Linked DNA regions of Mus musculus: region 2 is linked to region 1. Evidence: chromatin loops called from intact Hi-C (ENCODE). Cell type or tissue: heart. All regions are shown on one strand. Links, peaks and the distances in the headings refer to the core of each region. The heading gives the core; the rest is flanking DNA. Region 1 has its middle 5.9 kb from the start of Vmn2r92. Region 2 holds the start of Vmn2r91 (vomeronasal 2, receptor 91).

What was found. A loop is a pair of places that touch in the nucleus more often than their neighbours do. Peaks named below come from ENCODE experiments on the same cell type or tissue, not always from the same donor. Only the 100,000 strongest peaks of a DNase experiment are listed, where the experiment ranks them.
Region 2: a loop joins it to region 1, with 2.8 times the contacts of the local background. A loop is called at or near these places in 6 of 42 quality-filtered maps.

What each region holds. Positions count from the first base shown.
Region 1 is chr17:18,141,814-18,150,161 of GRCm38, reverse strand. No RefSeq gene overlaps it. Among named protein-coding and RNA genes, the nearest start is that of Vmn2r92, 5.9 kb to the left of the region's middle. In heart, for the core only: no CTCF peak of the experiment used is centred there; no DNase peak of the experiment used is centred there.
Region 2 is chr17:18,080,843-18,089,190 of GRCm38, reverse strand. Vmn2r91 (vomeronasal 2, receptor 91) reads right to left here and starts at 4,134. Exons shown (of 6, transcript NM_001104540.1): 1 at 3,914-4,134. The coding sequence starts at 4,134. In heart, for the core only: no CTCF peak of the experiment used is centred there; no DNase peak of the experiment used is centred there.

The DNA.
Region 1 (8,348 bases), core at 192-8,191:
AGAAATAAAAATAATCACTACATGAGTTAAAGGGAAAAGGGTATTTCTAATTTGCAAAAACGGTCTTCCAGGAGAAGTTCTAGTAACCAGCATTGACTTTAACATGGCAATAGGTACCAGTCCTATATTAATAGAAGGGTGCAAGTTCCTCTTCCCAGAGTTGAGAGAATTACTCCCTTTTTAGCAAGCAGCACCCTTCTTTTTCTTTTAATTATATTTTTATTAGATATTTTCTTTATTTACATTCCAAATGCTATCCCAAGAGTTCCCTATACCCTCTCCCAGCCCTGATCCACTACCCACCCACTCCCACTTCTTGGCCCCGGCATTCCCCTATACTGGGGCATATGAAGTTTGCAAGACCAAGGGGCCGACTAGGCCATCTTCTGCTAGATATGCAGCTAGAGACACCAGCTCTGGGGGTACTGGTTAGTTCATATTGTTGTTCTACCTATAGGGTTGCAGACCCCTTCAGCTGTTGGCTACTTTCTCGAGCTCCTCCATTGGGGGCCCTGTGTTCCATCCTGTAGATGACTGTGAGCATCCACTTCTGTGTTTGCCAGGCACTGACATACCCTCACACGAAACAGCTATATCAGGGTCCTTTCAGCAAAATCTTGCTGGGATACGCAATAGTGTCTGGGTTTGGTGGCTGATTATGGGATGGATCCCTGGGGGGCATAGTCTCTGGCTGGTCGATCCTTTCCTCTTAGCTCCAAAATTTGTCTATGTAACTGCTTCCATGGGTATTTTGTTCCCTATTCTAAGGAGTGTGGAGAGCCGTGCCGTGAGCAATCACATGCATGCCGTGAGCAATCGCCATTATAAGAGGGCACTGGCTTCCACTGCGCCTAACTAGTAAATAAGCCTTATGCGCAAGTGCAAGAGTGAACTCACGCCTAGTCACTGCCCATCTTGCGGCTTAGTAATGGGGTGATGGGTGAGCAACGAATCAGGAGCTGTCATGCCACATCAGGTGCTGAAATGTCACGCTGCGGGCTATATAAGCAGCGCCATTTTTCCAGTTCAGGGTCTTCCCTCCTGATAAGTAAGCAATAAAAGCTTTGCCCCAGAAGATTCCGGTTGTCCTGAGTGTGTTCTGGCCGGCATGGACAAAAGCTCGGGTAAAGGAGGAATGAAGTATTCAAACGTTGGTCTTCCTTCTTGATTTTCTTGTGTTTAGCAAATTGTATCTTGGGTATTTATTCTAAGATTCTGGGCTAATATCCACTTATCAGTGAGTGCATATCAAATTACTTCTTTTCTGTTGGGTTACCTCACTCAGGATGATATCCTCCAGATCCATCCATTTGCCCAAGTATTTCAAAAATTCATTGTTATTAATAGCTGAGTAGTATTCCATTCTGTAATTGTACCACATTTTCTATACCCATTCCTCTGTTGAGGGACATCTGGGTTCTTTCCAGCTTCTGGCTATTATAAATAAGGCTTCTAAGAACATAGTGAAACATGTGTTCTTATTACCAGTTGGAACATCTTCTGGGTATATGCCCAGGAGAAGTATTACTGGATCTTCCACTAGGACTATGTCCAATTTTCTGAGGAACCTTCAGACAGACTTCCAGAGTGTTTGTACAAGCTTGCAATCCTACCAGCAATGAAGGAGTGTTCCTCGTTCTCCACATCCTCACCAGCATCTGCTGTCACCTGAATTTTTGATCTTAGCCATTCTGACTGGTATGAGGTTGTTTTGATTTGCATTTCCCTGATGATTAAGTATGTTGAACATTTTTTAAGGTGCTTCTCAGCCATTCGGTATTCCTCAGTTGAAAATTCCTTTTTTAGCTCTGCACCCCATTTTAATGGGGTTATTTGCATTTCTGGAGTCTAGCTTTTTGAGCCTTTTGCATGCAGTTTTTATCACAATTGCTCTATAGTACAGCTTGAGGTCAGGCATGGTGATTCTACCAGAGGTTCTTTTATTGTTGAGAATAGTTTTTGCTATCATAGGTTTTTTATTAATCCAGATGAATTTGCAAATTGCCCTTTCTAACTAAGTGAAGAATTGACTTGGAATTTTGAAAAGGATTGCATTGAATCTGTAGATTGCTTTCAGAAGGATAGCCATTTTAATTATATTAATCCTGCCAATCCATGAACATTGGAGATCTTTCCATCTCCTGAGATCTTCTTCATGTTCTTTCTTCAGAGACTGGAAGTTCTTGTCATATAGATCTTTACTTTCTTAGTTAGAGTCACACTAACGTATTTTATATTATTTGTGACTATTGTGAATGGTGTTGTTTCCCTAATTTCTTTCTCAGCCTGTTTATCCTTTGTGTGGAGAAAGTCCATTGTTTTGTTTGAGTTAATTTTATATCCAGCTACTGCCCTGAAGCTGTTTATAAGGTTTAGGTTTTCTCTGGTGAGATTTTTGGGATATATATATATATATATATATATGCTATCATATCATCTGCAAATAACGATATTTTGACTTCATCCTTTCCAATTTGTATCCCTTTGACCTTTTGTTGAGAAATTGTTCTGGCTGGGACTTCAAGTACTATATTGAATAGGTAGGGAGAAAGTGGGCAACCTTATCTAGTCCCTGATTTTAGTGGGATTGCTTCCAGCGTCTCTCCATTTAATTTGATGTTGGCTACTGGTTTCCTATAGATTGCCTTTATTATGTTTAGGTATGTTCTTTGAATTCCTGACTTTTCGAAGACTTTTATCATGAATGGGTGTTAGATTTTGTCAAATGCTTCTTTAGCATCTAACAAGATGATCATGCGGTTTTTGTCTTTGAGTTTGTTTATATAATGTTGATGGATTTCCATATATTAAACCATTCCTTGATCTCTGGGATGAAGCCTCCTTGGTCATTATGGATCATAATTTTGAGGTGTTCTTGGATTCAGTTGACAAGGATTTCATTGAGTATTTTTGCATCAATATTCATAAGAGAAATTGGTCTGAAGTTCTCTTTCTGTATTGGATCTTTGGGTGGTTTAGGTATCAGAGTAATTGTGGCTTCATAGAATGAATTAGGTATAGTACCTTCTGTTTCTATTTTGTGGAATAGTTTGAGGAGAGCTGGAATTAGGTCTTCTTTGAAGGTCTGATAGAACTCTGCACTACACCCATCTGGTTTTGGGCTTTTTTTGGGTGGGAGATTATTGATGACTGCTTCTAATTCTTTAGAGGAAATGGGACTGTTTAGATTGTTAATCTGATCCTGATTTAACTTTTGTACCTGGTATCTGTCTAGGAAGTTGTCCATTTCATCCAGGTTTTCCAATCTGTTGAGTATAGCCTTTTGTAGTAGGATCTGTTGATGTTTTGGATTTCCTCTGGTTCTGTTGTTTCTCCTTTTTCATTTCTGACTTTGTTGATTAGAACTCTGTCCTTGTGCCTTCTTGTTAATCTGGCTAAGGGTTTTATCTATCTTGTTGATTTCCCAAAGAATCAGCTCTTGGGTTAGCTGATTCTTTGAATAGTTCTTTTTGTTTCCACTTGGTTGATTTTAGCCCTGAGTTCGATTATTTCCTGCTCTCTAATCCTCTTGGGTGAAATTTCTTCCTTTAGTTCTAGAGCTTATAGGTGTTCTTTCAGGCTGATAGTGTATGCTCTCTCTAGTTTCATTTGAAGGCACTCAGGGCTATGAGATTTCCTCTTAGGACTGCCTTCATTGTGTCCCATAAGTTTGGATATGTTGAAGCTTCATTTTCATTAAACCCTAAAAAGTCTTTAATTTTTTTCTTTATTTCATTGTTGACTAAGGTATCTTTGAGTAGAGTGCTGTTCAGTTTCCACATGAATGTTGGGATTTATGCTGTTATTGAATATCAGCCTTAGTCCTTGGTGGTCTGTTAGGATGCATGGGATAATTTCAATAGTTTTGTATCTTTTGAGGCCTTTTTTGTGACCGATTATATGGTCAATTTTGGAGGAGGTACCATGTGGTGCTGAGAAGAAGGTATATCCTTTTGTTTTAGGATAAAGTGTTCTGTAAATATCTATTAAATCCATTTGTTTCATAACTTCTGTTAGTGTCCATGTGTCTCTGTTTAGTTTCTGTTTCCATGATCTTTCCATTAGTGAGAGTGGGGTGTTGAAGTCTTCCACTATTTTTGTGTGATGTGCAATGTGTGCTTTGAGCTTTAATAAAGTTTCTTTAATGAATGTGGCTGCCCTTGCTTTTGGAGCATAGATATTCAGAATTGAGCGTTCATCTTGTACCTGTTATGAGTATGAAGTACCTCTCCTTGTGTTTTTGGATAAATTTGGGTTGGAAGTCAATTTTATTCCATATTAGAATGGCTACTCCAGCTTGTTTCTTCGGACCATTTGCTGGGAAAATTGTTTTCCAGCCTTTTACTCTGAGGTAGTGACTGTCTTTTTCCCTGAGATGGTTTTCCTGTAAGCAGCAAAATGTTGGGTCCTGTTTATGTAGCCAGTCTTTTAGTCTATGTCTTTTTATTGGGGAATTGAGTACATTGATGTTAAGAGAAATTAAAGAAAAGTAATTGTTGCTTCCTGTTATTTTAGTTGTTAGAGTTGTGATTCTTTTCAAGACAGTTCTTGCAGCTGTCTTCTTTTATGTTTGTTGAAGGATTACTTTCTTTATTTTTCTAGGGTGTAGTTTCCATCCTTCTGTTGGTTTTTTCCCTTTATTATCCTTTGAAGGGCTGGATTCATTGAAAGATACTGTTTGAATTTGTTTTTATCATGGAATACTTTGGTTTCTCCATCTATGTTAATTGAGAGGTTTTTTTTGGGGGGGTGGGTATAGTAGCCTGGACTGGCATTTCTGTTTTCTTAGTATCTGTAGAACTTCTGTCCAGGATCTTCTGGCTTTCATAGTCTCTGGTGAGAAGTCTGGTGTAATTCTAATAGGCTTGCCTTTGTATATTACTTGACCTTTTTCCCTTACTGCTTTTAATATTCTATCCTTATTTAGTGCATTTGTTGTTCTTATTATTATGTGTCAGGAAGAATTTCTTTTCTGGTCCAGTCTATTTGGAGATCTGTAGGCCTCTTGTATGTTCATGGGCATCTTTTTCTTTAGGTTTATGAGGTTTTCTTCTATAATTTGTTGAAGATATTTGCTGGCCCTTGAAGTTGAAAATCTTCATTCTCATCTACTCCTCTTATCCGTAGGTTTGGTCTTCTCATTGTGTCATGGATATCTTGGAAGTTTTGAGTTAGGATCTTTTTGCATTTTGCATTTTCTTTGATTATTGTGTCCATGTTCTATATGGAAACTTCTGCACCTGAGATTCTCTCTTCCACCTATTGTATTCTGTTGCCAATGCTCACATATATGGTTCCTGGTTTCTTTCCTAGGGTATCTATCTCCAGATTTGTCTCCCTTTTTTTTTTATTGTTTCTATGTTGCAGCTGGCCAGCGGCCCACATGTCTGGGTTCTAGCCTGGGAGGCATCCTGAAATCTGGAAGAGAAGAGGGAGCTAGGCGGCACAAGAGAGAATGGAACCAAGACAACTAGTCTGCTCAAGGTTCAATTTTGCTATTCCCAGACACTGGATTATGAAGAAGGGGAAGGGTCCCATTCCCACCAATTCATCCTTGGAGTCCAGTTTCAGGTGACCACGTGATAGCTCTGGAACAGCTAGGCAGCAGGCAGTAGCAGTGGTAGTGGCAGAACGATAGGGTGGCAGGCTCCACCCTGATGCTCTCTTCGTGCTAACAGTGAAACCTGATCAGCCAGGTTTCAGGCTTATGGGGGGGAGGTTACATCTCTTCCCTGTTGTTAATATATAAAGACAAGGCTGGGCTGAGGCATAAAATTTATTTATGATCTATAGTTCTGCCTGAATTCTTAGGGCCTAATGAAGAAACCTGTCTCAGTGGGATTTCCTAACTTTTCTCACAGAAAACCCTATTTGGATAAGTCTGTCCTTTCTGTCCTAGTAAAAAAAACTTGCAGACTAGCCCTGAGCTGTTGGCTCTGTCTTTTATAATGCTAATTAGTTACTGAATAGGTAACTTCCTAGTTGAATTCTTACTGAATACCAAGTAGTCAGCTACATGGTCTTTTTAGGGTGTTGGAACACTGGTGAAGACTAACTGTATGATTTTGAAAGGCACTATAGTATGATAACACTGAAGTAGAGTATGCGGATCCTCCTCCTCAACAGCCTTGGATGACATGTGGGGAACAGAGAGGAGGAGGTGACAACTGGCTCCTTAGCAAAAGGCCATTTGGCTTGTTAGGTTGAGAGGCTGTGAAGGGCTTGCCCTTTTCACGGTATGGTCTCCAACCTCTCTTCCCCCTTTGAATTAAGCTTAATAAGGCCACACTTAACTGAGGTGATCAAATGATTTCCTCATTCTTGAATGAGTAGGCTTTAACCATGGCTGGGGTAGCATTGACCCGATTCCTCCCGTGGGTGCTGTCAAGACCCACAGTCATGGATCTTGGTATCTTTTGGGGAGGGAAAGCAGAGCCTTAGAAAGATATTTTTGGTTTTAACTGGAACTAGATACTAACCTCCATCCAAACTGGGTGTGTCTCTCAGGGAACTCAGAAATGGTCAAGTTGGACCTTCCCCTCCAGTGCTTTGCCTGCAACCAAGCTGATGCCCATACTGTATTCATATTATCATGAATCAGCATGCACAGTTCTGAGTACTGTGCAGATCCCAAGGGAGAATTGTCAACCTCAAATTCAGCAAGGCCTCTAAAAGAAGTATGTCACTAGTAACACCACAATTTGTGGTTCATAGACTATAATAGGAGCTGGAGGTCACCTTCCTCATCTCTAATATTTGCACTGCCTGAGGAATCAAGGGGACCTTGCAATAGCAGCAAGGATGGAAAACCAGAGACCAGCTAAGGGACTAAGCCTGTCTTATCAGAATAACAAACATATTCTTCTAATATCTGAAATTTCCACCTTTCTAGCCCTTGTAGCAAACCTTAATCTCATATTCAGACAGAAAGCCACAATACCTGCTGGAATGCCTTTAGAATGAAAATTAGTAGCTGCCACCTGCACTCTCTTGGGGGCAGGGATGTAAGCCCACAGCAGTCAGGCTAAAGGGTGTTCATTGACCTGCTTGAAAAAGAAGATCCAGACAATGAGAAGGTAACAATACAATGCTACTTTTGGGGAAATTCAGGTACTTTATTCAGTTGCAAATTAGCAAGGATCAAGCTCAGTCTCTGGCTTCCTTGTGGGGGAGCTGGGTTTTAGAATTAGTAAAAAGGCCAGAGATTCTCTGGAAGAGGAGGCTGTGCTCTGAATTAACTTTGGTAGGTAATTAAGAATTTTAGATATCTACAATTGGAAATTCTACTATTTGACTATATATTAGACCAGTCTAAGATTGAGTTAGAATAACTGGTCACATTGAAGAAAAGAGAAAAATCATTATGACTCTATTAAATGACTAATTTTACTAAGTCAGAATATACAGTCTCTGATGTTGTTTTGCCATAAACTTAAAAGGCCTGAAGCTAGTCCAAACTGGAAAAATGGCAAGCAAGGATGGATCTAAAACATGGACCCAATTTAGTTTCCTACTCACTTCAATCAGGGCACTGAGTCAACTCACCTGCCAGCTTGTCGCACGAATTAACCATCATGGTTCTGCAGCATTCTATGGAGAGAATCTATGTTTTTCCCTTCCCTAATAAGGTAGCTGTTTAGGATCAAATCATAAGCCAATAAGTATATCCTTTTAAGATACTATGAAGCATTTATTAAATTCTTTGACATCTAAATTTCAAAATTTGAAAATAAAGGTATGATTTAAATAGTGTGCATGGGAATGCACTAAATAGTATGCACAGGGATATTATTTCGCCATTCTTTGTCTTTTAAGAAGTTAAAGTTTTAAAGTTTCACAATATCTAATCCTTAGAATTAATGACTTGTTGAAAAAACATTTCAAATACTTCACTGTATTCATGTAAAAAGGGGCAGTGACTAATTGCACTTTCAAATGTTTCTCTTAAGGAGAGGTTGTAACTAGAAAGCTTGAAAAGTTATTAAGAGTCACATGTGCATAATTTATTTATTTATTTATTTATTTATTTATTTTCTAGAAATAAGAGCATTTATTTGTAGCAATTTATTAAGTAAAATTCCTCAAGAATTAACACTATTATGTGGAAACAAGTAGTAACTGAGGACACTAAAAGGAAAGAATTATACATGCACAATTTTCAAGAATACTAAAATATTATTTTAAACCATAACTGTTTTGAATATACAAATAACAAGGTTATATATCCAATCTATCTTATATGTACGACTTATAGACTGCCTGTGATGTAAATCTAGCATGGCATTGTTTTAAGATGTCCAGGCAATCTAGAACAATTTAATAAATGTCTAAAAACCACCTTCTTAAAA
Region 2 (8,348 bases), core at 129-8,128, 61 kb after region 1:
TAGAGAAAGTACCCAAGGAGCTAAAGGGGTCTGCAACCCTATAGGAGGAACAACAATATGAACTAACCAGTACCCCCCAGAGCTGTGTCTCTAGTTGCATAAGTAGCAGAGGATGGCCTAGTCGGCCATCAATGGGACGAGAGGCCCTCGGTCTTGCGAAGATTATATGTCTCAGTATAGGGGACTGCTAGGGCCAGGAAGCAGGAGTGGGTGGGTTGAGGAGCAGGGCAGGAGGGAGTGTGGGGGAGTGTAAGGGGCTTTGGGGATAGCATTTGAAATGTAAATGAAGAAAATATCTAATAAAAAAACAGATTTGCTCAATCTTTTTTGCAAACCAAATTTTTAAAGTTCATGCTTTTAGTAAATATATTTTGAAAATGAAAACTATATCATTTGTTTCTTAAGATTCTAAAATGATTGTATCATTTTCCTCTTCCATTCTTTATGCAAATTCTTATGCACTTCCTTTCTCATTTTAATTTCAGGGACTCAACTTGAATTAATTGCCCAGCAGGACTTAAACTTACACAACAGACACACACACACACACACAAACACACACACACACACACACACACATACACACATACACACAATTGCTGGTAACTAATGAATGCTGTGAAACATGTTACCCTAGGTGTAATATTCTTCCATAGGAAAGATTATAATTTTCCCCAGTAAGGATTTATATAAAATTAATCTATATCTGTCTTATTACTTCCAGAATATTAATACTTTAGCTGGATGCATACATCCACCACTATAAGATGAATGGTAAAATAATCCATACAGTGCTGACAATAAGGACCATCAGTCAATACCACAGTGAGAATTTGCCAAACAAATGTATGCAACAACACCTGCAGTACATGCTATGAGCTGCTTTTGTTTGTATTTTTAAATTTGATCGACTCTACCTCTGAAGATTATGTCTTCCTTTGAATACACACAGATAAAAGGGGATCTCACAAAAAAAAAAGACATTAGTGCCAATGAAAAGTGCAAATGGAATGAAAGATGGTCAGTGGTTACAACAGGGTAGACACCAAGGAAGAACTTTTGTAGTTAATTCAAACAAAAATAAGGCCATGAAATATTTGTGTTTGCATTCAAAATCAGTCAGTGTTTTTGTACTGAAAAACTGCATTGTTGAAATTCAAAGAAAGGATGAGATCAATTATAAAGCCATTCCAGAATCACAACAGAATTAAGAATGGAGCCATATTCACTGCTAATATACATGAGGGAAGACATGGTAGAAAGAATCCAGAATGGCATTATATACATGAGAAATGTTCTAGAAAATGAGTTTGTCATTTACTATGTAAAATTGCTTGCAATGGTGCATAGCTCCAGTAAAATAGCAAAGTACATTAAAAACAAAATTGCCTTGAACTGAATTCTGATGATACATCAATTTTATCAAACTATGAAGAGTAAAATTGAATAGATATTTGATGAAATTAATTTCGATGTATATGTTCAAACCCATATTTTACTTGCTATAAAGGAAAATAATTCTCTCTCATAAACCCATAGAGAAAATTTTGAATTTGACTGGGAAAGATTCAAGATACATCAACCAAAGGATTGAACATATTGGCCAATAGTATGACTTATGCATTTCAGAATCCTAATGATGGACCTGGGAATCTGATCTTGATCTTTGCACACACATTGAGGATGACAACATTTGTTTGAACAGTTTTACCTTCACTTGCAAATGTGGGCTACTACAAAAGTATGTCCACACATGCAAATAATGGATGTGATAAGAAATGTGAAAAGACTGTACTATGAATGTGAGTATAAAATAAGCCACCTTTCTCTTAAAAGTATTCCACACTCATAAGGAACACACTATACAACAAATATGCTTAATACATTATAATAAAAGTGACTGAATTTTGACATTAACTTAGCTTAGTTTTTCTGATTTTATGCAAGTTCATTGTTTTTCATAGGAATCAATCCTCTTATTTATAATGACTAAACCGGACTAGTTTTTCACATATCAGCAAGTACAGACTTTGCAACGAATGGTTTGTTGCTGTACAAAATAAAGAGAAACACACATACACATTGATACCTGAACTGCTGAGAGGGAGGGCATCAGAAAAGTTCATTTATATGGAGCATTAATTATAATGAAATATAAGAGGCCCTGCCCAACAACCAAAGTTGCCCCATCTACTCAGCACATGAAAATGTACTATGATTTCAATTGAGTCAAAATATGATTCCCTAAAAATTTAAAAATAACATTAAATATTTATCCAAATAACAAATTTTATACACTTACATTTGATGTTTTTAAAATTCAAAATAAATTGTCAAACAAATTAACCATTAAGTTTTAATATATATCTAAACATTTTTCAACTCTACTGTCTTTGATTTAATGCCTTAATACCACAAAAGATTTTACCAAGCACAGAGTATTATCTCATAGAGCGTAATTCACCTTTATACTTTATTTGTTTTTTTATTGTTATTTTGACAATATAATTTTAGAGATTCTAAAATTTTTCAGGTATTTCTTTGGAACATTGTCTGCTTGTTGATTTCTAACACATGTCTTCATGTATTCACAGGAATTTATAAGTTATTGTTCTATTTCCATGCCATACTAACTACTCCATACAGATATTAGAAAGTATTCTTGGGAAAGGAAAGTCAGACTTGGATAAAAACAATGTATTTACTTTATTAAGAAACATACATGAATATTTCTGTCCAACTCAGCAATACCTGTCTGACACAATCCATTAACCTGGATTATTTAATTAAAGCTAAGAAACAGCACCAAGATAAAACTCTCATAGTCACTAAGACTTGGTAGACACATATATAAAATAAGAATACATACTACAAACCAATGGAGTAAATGTGGAAACACCAGAAAGCTGTGTGAAAATAAAAAGTAAATTATCAACAACCACTTATAAGCCGGGCGGCGGTGGCACATGCCTTCAATTCCAGCACTTGGCAGAGGCAGAGGCAGAGGCAGAGGCAGAGGCAGAGAGGCAGAAGCAGAGAGGCAGAGGCAGAGAGACAGAAGCAGAGAGGCAGAGGCAGAGAGGCAGAGTGGGAGGGCAGAGGGGCAGGGGGGCAGAGGGGGAGAGAGGGAGAGGGGGAGAGGGGCAGAGGGGCAGAGGGGCAGAGGGGCAGAGGGGCAGAGGGGCAGAGGGGCAGAAGGGCAGAGGGGCAGAGGGGCAGAGGGGCAGAGGGGCAGAGAGGCAGAGGCAGAGGCAGAGGCAGGCAGATATCTGAGTTTGAGGCCAGCCTGGTCTACAGAGTGAGTTCCTGGACATCCAGAGTTCCTCAGAGAAACGCTGTCTTGAAAAACAAACAAACAAACACCTCAGACAACCACTTATAATAAAAGTGAGATAGATGAAATATCTTAGGAGAGCAGAAGTATTCACAACTTCTAATTGTGACACTGTTAAAACTGGAAACAGATGCATGTAACACACATAGCCTCTTTCTTCACTGAAAAATCCCAACGAACACAAAGAACTTACTGCATTTCATGACAACGTCTAATACTGCAGGTGAGTACCTCCAAATCACCAAAAACAACAAGGTAAGGCTTAGAATAAATCATCCTTCCTTGAAATCATAACACTTTAATATATTCAGATATTGCGGCATAATAAGAATAGCCAATAAGAGGTTATTGTTAATTATAAAATGAGAAAACTAAAGTGAATACAGTCAAAGTTTCTATTTACTCCTGCCTACCTCCCCCACCCTCAGTGAGGAAAATAATCCAAGAAGAAAATAAAACTGATGAAAAAATTTTAGAAACTCTAAGAGTGAATTTGTCAAAAAAAATAAGTAAGTTTAAATGATTTTACCCTCAAAGTCATAAGAATTCTGAACTAAAAATATAAATAATTTTACTTACTGTATGTAATTATCCAAATATTGATATGGTACAGCTGAATTTGGCATTTTCTTCCCAGTGTAGAAAGTATGAAGAGGGAAAAATGCACCAATCAGAACATCTCCTTCATGATGAAATTCTTCAGTAATTATGTAATAACATCTACTGATATTAAACATAATAGCAGAGAAAAATTTTGGAACTTGCAAGAGCCAGAAGATTAAAATCCAGGAGGACATCATATTATTACATGGATCTGCTTGATGCAGAAAAAACTGTGTCCAGTACATGTATGCTTGGTTCTTATTTTTGTGACCATGATTTGTATTTGTTGATGACTCAGTCTGTCACACTAATTATTCCAAGGGATTGAGAATCCAATTGGGAATTTTAAAACTATCCTTCCCATGGACTCTGCTTCTGAAGCCCTCTATTCAAGTGAAAAACAAGTTAGGAAATATGTTTCTTCATATTCTTCACTACCCAAAGGCCCTATGACTTCAGCAAAGACTACAAACAGCAAGAGCTCAAGTTTGATCTTCTCTTGGGATGAATTGGCTAACCATGTGAAACAAGAAACTTTTAATATGAAAAACAATTTAGGCTGATGTAACCCTACAGGTTACATCAGAGGAGGCAAACTAAGTGGAAAAGGAAAAGGCTAAAAAGAAAGCACTGAAGGACTGACCACTCAAAATTTATATATTGCAGCGCTTTAGTTGGCAATTAACAAGTGTGAGTTATAGGAAACAACTACCAATCAAGTTTATACAATATACATTAGAGTACATTATACCAACATTTCCTGCTTTTATTCCAAGAAAGAGACTTTATTTCTAATATCTGTAAGCTTTATACAATAAGAACACTTAAGAGAATTTTCAGGGTAAGGATTGTTATTACAATGTCTAGTTCATTTGTATTTACAACTTTTAATAAATTACTTCTATTCTATCTTATTTAGTCCAAAGTTCTCTAAAGGTTTTATGCCAAAAAAGCACAAGGAAGAGTGCATTTAAATTGATACTTAAAAGACAACCTAAGGAAATGTTTGGTTTGGGGTTTGTGACTAAGATAAAATTATCAGAACGTTGCTAAGTAATGTTAAGCTCTGGAATTAGGAATCACTATCATCAATGTACTTTTCATACCCATCAAATATCTGAGAGAGAAACATTTCACCTGAGTAAACAAGATATACATACTAAGAAGCTTCTGTTTTAAATAAAAAGACAAATACATACTGGTTCCTGGGAAAGTCACCAAAAGTGTATCCGTGTCAGTGGAGACATCCATTTTGGCAATGATGCCCAGAAGTTCTGACAATGAAGCAGAAATTTGAAGGAATCTCTTACCTTGTCTAGGAAATGTGGGGTAATTGCCTATCTAGTATCTTCCTTGTAAACAGTTTGGACTCTACTGATGTCAGTAAAGTTAAAGGGTACTTTATCGCCTAGTGGCCAGTTTTAACATACTTCTAGCAAACTTAATGTGAAGACTGATTTTTGCCCATCATCTTCTTTGGAAGAGATTGAGAGTTTTGCCTTCCTTAATGTGACTCTCTATCACAAAAAGCATTTTCATTAAAATACCTTAAATGCCACATTCTCAATATCTATGAAGTTTGTGAGAAATACGTATCTGTCTAAAGTCTATCGAAATAGAAAAACTGTGCTTGTTTCTTTTAGGTCATTCTAAGCTTAAACTTCAAAACATATACAGCAGACGGAGTTAGTCTTATTCTCATAATTAAGTGCATCAATTCTAAGCATAGCAACAATAATAATTCTGAATGCACTAAAGGATTTGATTGTTTATAAGGTGAGGGACTTCCAACGTGAATATCGTAATTATTACTAACAATTTATAAGAGTAGCTTTTTTAAGTGTATATATTTAAAATAAGGATTTTAAATTCAAGATACTTTATTATCAAATTAAACATTGAATCATTGGCATAGTCCATAATGAGACATGCCACTTAACTGAACATGAAAAAAAGGCACAATAAAGAAATAAAAATAATCACTACATGAGTTAAAGGGGAAAGGGTATTTTTAATTTGCAAAAACGGTCTTCCAGGAGAAGTTCTAGTAACCAGCATTGACTTTAACATGGCAATCGATACCAGTCCTATATTAATAGAAGGGGTACAAGTTCCTCTTCCCAGAGTTGAGAGAATTACTCCCTTTTTAGCAAGCAGCACCCTTCTTTTTCTTTTAATTATATTTTTATTAGATATTTTCTTTATTTGCATTCCAAATGCTATCCCAAGAGTTCCCTATACCCTCTCCCAGCCCTGATCCACTACCCACCCACTCCCACTTCTTGGCCCCGGCATTCCCCTATACTGGGGTATATGAAGTTTGCAAGACCAAGGGGCCGACTAGGCCATCTTCTGCTAGATATGCAGCTAGATACACCAGCTCTGGGGGTACTGGTTAGTTCATATTGTTGTTCCACCTATAGGGTTGCAGACCCCTTCAGCTGTTGGCTACTTTCTCGAGCTCCTCCATTGGGGGCCCTGTGTTCCATCCTATAGATGACTGTGAGCATCCACTTCTGTGTTTGCCAGGCACTGACATAGCCTCACACAAAACAGCTATGTCAGGGTCCTTTCAGCAAAATCTTTCTGGAATACACAATAGTGTCTGGGTTTGGTGGCTGATTATGGGATGGATCCCTGGGTGGGGTAGTCTCTGGCTGGTCGATCCTTTCCTCTTAGCTCCAAAATTTGTCTATGTAACTCCTTCCATGGGTATTTTGTTCCCTATTCTAAGGAGTGTGGAGAGCAGGGAGAGCAGTGCTGCGAGCAATCACGTGCCTGCCGTGAGCAATCGCCATTATAAGAGGGTGCTGGCTTCCACTGCGCCTAACTAGTAAATAAGCCTTATGCGCAAGTGCAAGAGTGAACTCACGCCTAGTCACTGCCTATCTTGTGGCTTAGTAATGGGGTGATGGGCTAGCAACGAATCACGAGCTGTCATGCCACATCAGGTGCTGAAAAGTCACGCTGCGGGCTATATAAGCAGCTCCATTTTCCCAGTTCAGGGTCTTCCCTCCTGATAAGTAAGCAATAAAAGCTTTGCCCCAGAAGATTCCGGTTGTCCTGAGTGTGTTCTGGCCGGCAGGGACAAAAGCTCGGGATAAAGGAGGAATGAAGTATTCAAACATTGGTCTTCCTTCTTGATTTTCTTGTGTTTAGCAAATTGTATCTTGGGTATTTATTCTAAGATTCTGGGCTAATATCCACTTATCAGTGAGTGCATATCAAATTACTTCTTTTCTGTTGGGTTACCTCACTCAGGATGATATCCTCCACATCCATCCATTTGCCAAAGTATTTCAAAAATTCATTGTTATTAATAGCTGAGTAGTATTCCATTGTGTAATTGTACCACATTTTCTATACCCATTCCTCTGTTGAGGGACATCTGGGTTCTTTCCAGCTTCTGCTTATTATAAATAAGGCTTCTAAGAACATAGTGGAACATGTGTTCTTATTACCAGTTGGAACATCTTCTGGGTATATGTCCAGGAGAGGTATTGCTGGATCTTCCACTAGGACTATGTCCAATTTTCTGAGGAACCTCCAGACAGACTTCCAGAGTGGTTGTACAAGCTTGCAATCCTACCAGCAATGAAGGAGTGTTCCTCTTTCTCCACATCCTCACCAGCATCTGCTGTCACCTGAATTTTTGATCTTAGCCATTCTGGCTGGTATGAGGTTGTTTTGATTTGCATTTCCCTGATGATTAAGTATGTTGAACATTTTTTAAGGTGCTTCTCAGCGATTCGGTATTCCTCAATTGAAAATTCCTTTTTTAGCTCTGCACCCCATTTTAATGGGGTTATTTGAATTTCTGGAGTCTAGCTTCTTGAGCTTTTGCATGCAGTTTTTATCACAATTGCTCTATAGTACAGCTTGAGGTCAGGCATGGTGATTCTACCAGAGGTTCTTTTATTGTTGAGAATAGTTTTTGCTATCATAGGTTTTTTATTAATCCAGATGAATTTGCAAATTGCCCTTTCTAACTAAATGAAGAATTGACTTGGAATTTTGAAAAGGATTGCATTGAATCTGTAGATTGCTATCAGAAGAATAGCTATTTTAATTATATTAATCCTGCCAATCCATGAACATTGGAGATCTTTCCATTTCCTGAGATCTTCTTCATGTTCTTTCTTCAGAGACTTGAAGTTCTTGTCATTTAGATCTTTACTTTCTTAGTTAGAGTCATACTAACGTATTTTATATTATTTGTGACTATTGTGAATGGTGTTGTTTCCCTAATTTCTTTCTCAGCCTGTTTATCCTTTGTGTAGAGAAAGTCCATTGATTTGTTTGAGTTAATTTTATATCCAGCTACTTCCCTGAAGCTGTTTATAAGGTTTAGGTTTTCTCTGGTGAGATTTTTGAGTCATATATATATATATATATATATATATATATATAT